Regions from separate parts of the Homo sapiens genome. Here region 2 is linked to region 1. Evidence: read pairs that join two places in POLR2A ChIA-PET (ENCODE). Cell type or tissue: MCF 10A. All regions are shown on one strand. Each heading gives the region's core, and the rest is flanking DNA. Links, peaks and the distances in the headings are about the cores only.

Evidence for each region. Peaks named below come from ENCODE experiments on the same cell type or tissue, not always from the same donor. Only the 100,000 strongest peaks of a DNase experiment are listed, where the experiment ranks them.
Region 2: POLR2A ChIA-PET joins it to region 1 with 5 read pairs; 2 of 35 experiments call an interaction of 5 or more read pairs at or near these places.

What each region holds. Positions count from the first base shown.
Region 1 is chr1:183,158,367-183,162,758 of GRCh38, forward strand. No RefSeq gene overlaps it. Among named protein-coding and RNA genes, the nearest start is that of LAMC1-AS1, 19 kb to the left of the region's middle. RefSeq lists an enhancer at 748-1,249. In MCF 10A, for the core only: no CTCF peak of the experiment used is centred there; a DNase peak (open chromatin) is centred at 1,805.
Region 2 is chr1:182,942,383-182,946,774 of GRCh38, forward strand. The region is part of intron 2 of SHCBP1L (SHC binding and spindle associated 1 like); the gene reads right to left. It also overlaps the pseudogene HMGN1P4 and the pseudogene RNA5SP71. Among named protein-coding and RNA genes, the nearest start is that of SHCBP1L, 8.6 kb to the right of the region's middle. In MCF 10A, for the core only: no CTCF peak of the experiment used is centred there; no DNase peak of the experiment used is centred there.

The DNA.
Region 1 (4,392 bases), core at 97-4,096:
CAAACAAACAAAAAACCACACACACACAAAAACCAATGACAACATAGCAAGTTTTTGGTTATTTCAAGCTCTCGTTGCTTATTTGAGGCTTTAAAGTGCCTAGTCATTAATCAGGGCCCAGAGTATAAAGATCTTACCATGTTGACATCAAAAGCATACCAATGGTAGTCTACTGGTGTCTTACTAAATTCTAAGGAAGGTCTGTCAAAAACTATTGAGGGCTTTATTATGCTCTTGCACTGAGCTTTATGAGGGTTGAATAGGTAATAAGACCAAGTTTGTATTTGCACAGGATTGTGGACTGCAGAACATCTCCAAGAGTGGTGGTTCTCAAAGTGAAGCTCTGGGCCCAGCAACATCTGTCTTGCCCGGGAACCTCTTAGAAATGCATTGTCAAACCCCACCCTAGACCGACTGAATCAGACAGTAGGGGTGGAAGGATTCAGAACAGTCTGGGTTTAATAAGCCCCTCACCTAAGTGATTCATCACATCTAATATATCTAGTAACTAGTGTACTGGTTCTTAACAATTTTCCCCCTGGTGTTAGCTTTCACCATTTGTATATCCTATGTGTCTGCATGTTGAACTCAACCAGACATTATCTTTACTTTCAGCTGCCCTTGCTAGGAAACAGGTTGCAACCTCTTTGAATTAGGAAGAGAGAAGTTCAGAATGTGTCTGTGCTCATCACAGAGTTAGAAACAATGAATGTTAACTCTTCTCTGAGTTTCTTAAGAAACTGAGATACTCTAAGCATTGTATAAACATTGACTTGGTTAATTAATCAAGATGTTCCATCTATGGAAGACAAAAGCCTTCTGAAAAACTAGGTGGAGACTGATACGACTGATACTGATTTTTAAAAACTTAACATAAGTATTTTAGTTCCCCATCAGTTTCTCTACTTTTCACACGATTTTCTAAATGGCAATTTTTTTTTTTTTTTTTTTGAGATGGAGTCTCCCTCTGTCACCCAGGTTGGAGTGCAGTGGCCCGATCTCGGCTCACTGCAGCCTCTGCCTCCTGGGTTCCAGTGATTCTCCTGCTTCAGTCTCCCAGGCAGCCGGGATTACAGGCCTAAATGGCAATTTCTCTTCATAGATGTGAACAGGCTGAGAGATGGTGGAATGGGCTGGGCTTCCTGGGGTTCATCATTACTCTCTACTGCTAGGACTTGGCACGTTTGTTCTGCATGGTTCCATGAACATAAAATAAAAGCGAGCCAAGTCTTTTAATGTGGGAGATGCATTTGAAATCAGACAACCAGTAAATATACCAAAAGACATCAAAACAAGTTCAAGTAAACCTTAGGCCCTACTGAGTGGCAGCCACCGTTCATGGACAATTTAGGTGTGTGATCTCAGGTTAAATCTCTCAATCTTGCCTGTGTTTCCTGTAAATGGGAACAACACTACCTTATAAAGTACTTCACATAAATGGGTAAGTATATGAAACAATATACAAAATTTAGTATAGTCATGGCAAACAAAGTTTTTGTGGGGCCTGAAGCTTGTACAATTTGGGAGTCCTCTTTAAAAAAAAAAAAAGAATATAGGATTTCAAAAGCAAGCACAGGGCTGGGAAGGGGTCCCTGAGCCCTGCTCTCCTCGCACAGGAAATCCACCTTTGTGCAGTTACTCTGTTTATTTTAAGCCAGGGGAGAGCAGAGCAATTGCTTCCTTCATGTGGAGGTGTCCATCAGTGGCTCCGTCACTGGGCGTGTGCATGACTGTACTTCCCTCTGCCGCAGACACCTCAGCCACCGTCTAGCCAGGCAAACCTGTTTGGTGTGCTCACTGCATGATGAAGGCGGGTGTGGCTCCCAGTGGGAGTGTCCCGCCTCCAGAACATGGCCAGAGGCTACAGAATCAGACTTTTGCCAAAGGAAGAAAGAGCGCCTGAAGCATGTGTTCACCGGGCAACTATGAATGGCTTGACTGGGTGGAGCCTTCAGTATCTTTTTAGTTAAGCCTTTTAGTCTCAAAAATGGAAGAGGCAAAGCTCAATTCTTAAAGATCACTTCTTTTTTTTTTTTGAGGCGGAGTCTCGCTCGGTCGCCCAAGCTGGAGTGCAGTGGCACGATCTCGGCTCACTGCAAACTCCGCCTCCCGGGTTCACGCCTTTCTCCTGCCTCAGCCTCCCGAGTAGCTGGGACTACAGGCGCCCGCCACCGCGCCCAGCTAATTTTTTTGTGTGTTTTTAGTAGAGACGGGGTTTCACCGTGTTAGCCAGGATGCTCTCGATCTCCTGACCCCATGATCCGCCCATCTGGGCCTCCCAAAGTGCTGGGATTGCAGGCGTGAGCCACGGCGCCTGGCCAAGATCACTTCTTAAAAGAGAATTCCATCTGCCTCCACCCGCATCACATTGCATATCAGAAATGGTAGTTTTGGGGTTGCCCTCAGACCCGAGCCTGCTCCAAACAGAACACAAACTGAACAGCAAGAACATAGACCTCGACTTTTCAGCCAGGACTTGGTGCTAGCTTTATTTTTATGAAAACAAAACAAAACAGCAACAACAACCAAAACAATGCTATTTCATTGAGTTGAAAGATCTAAACTCTTTTTTTTTTTTTTTTTTTTTTTTGAGACTGAGTCTTGCTCTGTCGCTCAGGCTGGAGTGCAGTGGCGCAATCCCAGCCGACTGCAACCTCTGTCTCCCAGGTTCAAGTGATTCTCCTGCCTCAGCCTCCTGAGTAGCTGGGACTACAGGAACCCGCCACCATGCCTGGCTAATTTTTGTATTTTTAGTAGAGACGGGGTTTCACCGTGTTAGCCAGGATGGTCTCGATCTCCTGACCTCGTGATCGGCCCACCTTGGCCCCCCAAAATGCTGGGATTACCGGAGTGAGCCACCGCGCCCAGCCAGGGGAGAAAGTTCTATGAAGAAAAATAAAGCTGGGAAGGGAGAGAGAACATGTTTGGGGGTAGGGTGAGCTTACAAATTTATACAAGATGGTAGAGAAAGCCTCTTTAAGAAAATGGCATTTAATTGAAGACTGGACCCATGTAGATATCTAGAGAAAGCACATTCCAGGCAGAGGCACCAGCAAGGGAAAAGGTCCTGCAGTGGAAGTGGTCCCGTGGCTGGGGCTGTGTGAGAAGGAGGACAGTGAGACCCATGGGGTGGGAGGTGGGGCAGGACACATAGTATTGGCTCTTGAGGCCATTCCAAAGACTTTGGCTTTTACTCAGAATGAGATAGAATGCCACTGGATGCCTCTATAACAAGGAATGACATGACCTGAGTCACACTATAATAGGAGTTTCCTGGCAGTTGTGTTAAGGTAGACCAAAGTGGGACAAGGGCAAAAGTAGGGCGAGGAGATGGGATGCAATGACAATCATCCATGCAAAAGACAAGGGGGGGCTGGAATCAACGTGATTACAGTGGAGGTTGATGAGAAGTGATCCAATTCTGATTATGATCTGAAGGTAGAGTAAGACAGCAAGATTTTCTATGGAAGAAAAGAGTCAAGAATGACTTCAAGATTCTTGGACTGAACAAGGGTATGGAAGACTGAGGCAGAAGAGGTCTAGGGGGACAGAACATCAGGAGTTCAGCTCTGCATGTATTACATTGGTGATATTAATTACCCATCTAAATGGAGATTTCGATTATGCAGTTAGATATATGAGCATAGTGTTCAGGACAGCTGTGCAAGCAGGCTGAAGACATAAATTTGAAAGTCATCAGCATATATGCTTAAAGCTTTGAAACTAGGTGGGAAAATCAAAGGAGTGAGCGTAGACATAAAAGAGATTCAAGGCCTGAGCTTCTGGTGGCTTCTTCTACCTTAAGGGGCACTTCTATGTTAAGAGGTGGAGAGAAAAGGATTCAGCAAAGTAGACTGAGAAGGAGATGCCTCATGGAGAAAAGCCTTATGAGCACAATGTCCTGGAAACCAAGAAAAGAAAGTGTTTTAAGGAGAAAGAAATGATCAGTTATGTTAAATGATGCTGTCAGAGCCAAGAAGATTATGGCTGAGAATTGGCCATTGAGTTTACAACATGGAAGGCCCTGGAGACCTAGGTATAGGCAGTTTCATTGGAATAATGGAGGCAAAAACCTAATTGCCATGGAGAGGTTTCTTGAAACCTAATTGCAGCAGTTTCAAGAGAGACTAGGAGAACAGAAACTGGGGAGAGTCAGTATGGACAACTCTTTCGTATTGCTCTAAAGGGGAGCAGAAAAATAGGGCAGAAGCTAAAGTATAGCATGGGTTCAAGGCAGTCGTTTTGTTTTTTTGAGATAGGAAAAACCAACAGCATGTTGTAGGCAGGCGGGCAATATCCTAGAAGAAAGAAAAAAACCAACGATGCAGGTAGAGAATCCCTGAGTGCAGTCCTTGATGAGGGCAAGGGAGGAGCCCTCCTGTTGACCTGAGA
Region 2 (4,392 bases), core at 197-4,196, 220 kb before region 1:
CTGACCTTCCTCTTGGGTATCCTGGCGGCAGGCAGGGCGCGTGCCGGGTGCCTGCGGGCCGTGGCGCGCCGAGAGCCTCCGCGAAACTGGGCTGCCTGGCCGCTGCCACTCCTCCCGCCGCCCGAGCTACTGAGACCCACCAAGAGTAAAATTCTTAAGTTGATTTAGCTTCATGAACAACATGCTATATTGTTTATTCATCTTATTTCACCATAGTATAGTGATACTTCCCTGCACTTGTCTGAAAATCAGTGCTTCAGAACCAAAGTTGATAGTTTTTTAAAAATTTAATAAATTACACATTAATACAAATTTTAAAATGTTGGCACAAAATTAGTATTAACACAAACACTTCCAAAATCTGTTCTAAAAATTTTCAAGTACAGCCAATGAAATTCTTTATTTTTCGGTAGAGTTATGTCACAAAAAATATTTTAAATATCAGTAAGTGTTATATCATCAGCACATAAAACAATAATCACTTAAATACAGGAAATATCTTCAAATCACTAACCAAACTTTGAAATACAAAGTTTATAACTAATTTAATATAAATTATGTTCTTCAAAGCAGTTATGGGACAGAAGAAAACTTAGAAAATAGAATAACAACTTAAAACTGGGTGTTTGAAGATAATAAATGATCTGCAATCCATATTTGTGACAGGACAAAAATATATTTCCAAAGAGTCATTACGAAATATGATACTGAGCTTTATATTTTAATATTTTAGTTCTCTCTCTTTTTTTTAAGAAACAGGGTTTCACTCTGTTGCCCAGGCTAAAGTGCAGTGGCACGATCATAGCTCACTGCAGCCTCGAACTCCTGGGCTCAAACAATCCTCCCTGCTCAGCCTCCCAATTAGCTAGGACTACCTGTGCCACCATTCTTGATTTTTTTTTTTTTTTTTTTTTTTTTTGGTACAGACAGGGTCTCACTATGTTGCCTAGGCTGGTCTTGAACTCCTGGCCTCCAGTGATCCTGCTGCCTCAGCCTCTCAAAGCGCTGGGATTACAGGAATGAGCCACCATGCCTGGCCTAGTTTTTTTTGTTTGTTTGTGTTTGTTTTTGTTTTTTTTTTTGAGACAGGGTCTCACTCTGTTGCCCCAGCTGGAGTGCAGCGGTGCAATCTCAGCTCACTGCAACCTCTGCCTCCCAGGTTCAAGCGATTCTCCAGCCTCAGCCTCCCAAGTAGCTGGGATTACAGGCATGCACCACCACAGCCTGGCTAATTATTGTATTTTTAGTAGAGATAGGGTTTCACCATATTGGCCAGGCTGGTCTCAAACTCTCGACCTCAGATGATCCACCCGCCTCAGCCTCCCAAAGTACTGGGATTACAGGCGTGAGCCACTGCACCTGGCCTGGCCTAGTTTTGATTTTTTTCAGTATTATACATGCATATAGTTTAGAATCAAATAGCTGTACCAGGTTTGTTATGAAAAATAGAGTTCAGGCTGGGTGCGGTGGCTCACGCCTGTAATCCCAGCACTTGGGGAAGCCGAGGCGGGTGGATCACCTGATGTCAGGAGTTCAAGACAAGCCTGGCCAACGTGGTGAAACCCCATCTCTACTAAAAAATACAAAAATTAGCCTGGAGTGGTGGTGCGTGCCTGTAATGCCAGCTACTCAGGAGGCTGAGGCAGGAGAATAGCTTGAACCTGGGAGGTGGAGGTTGCAGTGAGCCGAGATCGCGCCACTGCACTCCAGCCTGGGCAACAGAGCAAGACTACTTCTCAAAATAAATAAATAAATAAATAAATAAATAAATAAAAGAGGCCGGGAGGCCGAGGCAGGCAGATCACCTGAGGTCAGGAGTTTGAGACCAGCCTGGCCAACGTGCTGAAACCCTGTCTCTACTAAAAATACAAAATTAGCCAGGCATGGTGGCGTGCACCTATAGTCCCAGCTACGTGGAAGGCTAGGGCAGGAGAATCGCTGGAACCCAGGAGGCAGAGGTTGCAGTGAGCCGAGATCATGCTACTGCACTCCAGCCTGAGTGACAGAGCGAGACTCCATCTCCCATCCAAGCACTAACCAGGCCCGACCCTGCTTAGCTTCCGAGATCAGACAAGATGGGGCGTGTTCAGAGTGGTATGGCCGTAGATGATACTCAGTCTCAAAAAAAAAAAAAAGAAAGAAAAATAGAATTCCTTGATGGTCTTCTATCACCCTCTAATTCTTGCTCCTCAGAGGCAACCATTTTTAACTCTTTTAGCTGATTATTTTTTGACATTTATATCTTTATCTTTAAATAATATGCTTATATTGCTACTTAAAGTTTTGTTTCCAGTTTTGGCATTGGATATTGACTTCCAACTCTGAAAGATAAGAATTTAGTTATCTCTTTCATTTTGCCTCATTTCCTTAATATACAACCACTCTTTCCTGGCCTTTCATTCACCAATATGGTTATATCTTAAGTATTCAGCATTTATCTTAATATGTTTGAAAAATGTGATTCACAGGTGAGCCATATGGTGTGAGCTGATTTTTCATTCCTGCAAAAAACGTTTTCCCAGCAGTCAATAATTGTATTGCTTTTCATTTGCTCATTTTCTTTTTTCTTTCTTTCTTTTTTTTTTTTTTTTTTTTTGAGACGGAGCCTTTCTTTGTCACCCAGGCTAGAGTGCAGTGGTGTGATCTCGGGCTCACTGCAACTCCTCTGCCTCCCGGGTTCAAGCAATTCTCCTGCCTCAGCCTCCCACGTATCTGGGACTACAGGCGTGCGCCACCACATCCGGCTATTTTTTGTATTTTTAGTAGAGATGGGGTTTCACCATGTTAGCCAGGCTGGTCTTGAACTCCTGACCTCAGGCAATCCGTCCGTCTTGGCCTCCCAAAGTGCTGGTATTACAGGCGTGAGCCACTGCGCCCAGCCATTTGCTCATTTTCTACGTGGCTTTCATTAATTTAGCCCCAAATTCCTTAAGTTGTAAAAATCTCCTTTCAATATGTTCAAAGCCAATAGATTGTGTTTGAAATAAAATACTGGTTTCATTTTATTTAAAGCACTCTTCCAGAGTTCTCTGACCAGTTCTATTCTGAAGTGGTTCTCTAGGCCTGCTATGTACATAGCTGTTATCACTTTGCCATCATCCCAGGAATTCCCTTTGTTTTTCTCTTAGGTTGTGGCTTCTCTACATTTTGAATCTGATGTCTTCGTATTTCTTGATTTACTCCCTTGACTGTAGATGACATCCATTAACTTCCTAAGAAAGGGTGCATTGGACATAACTTTTGAGACCTCACATATTTGAAAATGTATTTTTTCTACACTTGACTTATAGTGTGCCTAGGTATAAAATTATACAGTGGGATATCACTTTCCCTAAAATTTTTGAAAATACATTTTCATAGCTTTTTAAAACTAAGAATTACTTTTGAAAAGTCTGGATTGGGTGTGGTGGCTTACATCTGTAATCCCAGCACTTTGGGAGGCCGAGGTGGGAGGATGTCTTGAGGCCGGGAGTTCCAGACCAGCCTGGTAAACATAGTGAAACCCCATCTCTACTAAAAATACAAAAATTAGCTGGGTATGGTGGCGCATGCCTGCAGTCTCAGCTACTCGGGAGGCTGAGGCATGAGAATTGCTTGAGCCTGGGAAGTGGAGGTTGCAGTGAGCCAAGACTGCACCACTGCACTCCAGCCTGGGCAACAGAGCAAGACTCCGTCTTAAAAAAAAAAAAAAAAAAGGAAAGGTCTGATGTCTGATGCCATTCTACCTCTTGATTCTTTATATAAACCTATCTTTTTCCTCTCTGGAATCTTATTGGACCTTCTCTTTGGTCCCAGTATTCCCAAATTTCATTATGTGTTGGACACTAAGTGGGCCCTTTCAGTCTAGAAATTTATGACCTTTGGTTCTGAGAAACCTTTACAATTTGACAATTTGCTTTCTTCTGTTCTTGCCACCAACCTCTTCCCCCATCTCTCTTCTCTCTTCCTTTCTTCTCCTCCTCATCTCCTCTTCACTGGTTGATCCACCCAGGCTCTTTCTGTGGTAAATCAGTATCATTAAGTCTTTTTTTTTTTTTAGCATATGATCATACAAAAATATTTCAAATCTCATTCCTGGAGTGATATGCCTTAGCTGCCTGTGTTCTAGAAGCAGAGTTGGAAGGTAGAAGATAGAGGATCCCAACATTCAGTACCAGCAAATTTTCATGTAATTCCCTTCTTCCCAATGGGAGTACTCCCACCCTTAACCATGCTCCTCAATTTGGCTTCTTAAATTTGTAGGTTTATATCTTTTGCCAAATTTGGTAAATTTTCTGCCATTCTTTGAATATTTTTTAGCCCTCTCTCTTTCTTCTCTCCTTCTGGAACTCTGAAGACATGAATGCTAGGTCTTTTGTTATAGTCCAACATGTTCCTGAGGTTCTGTCCTTT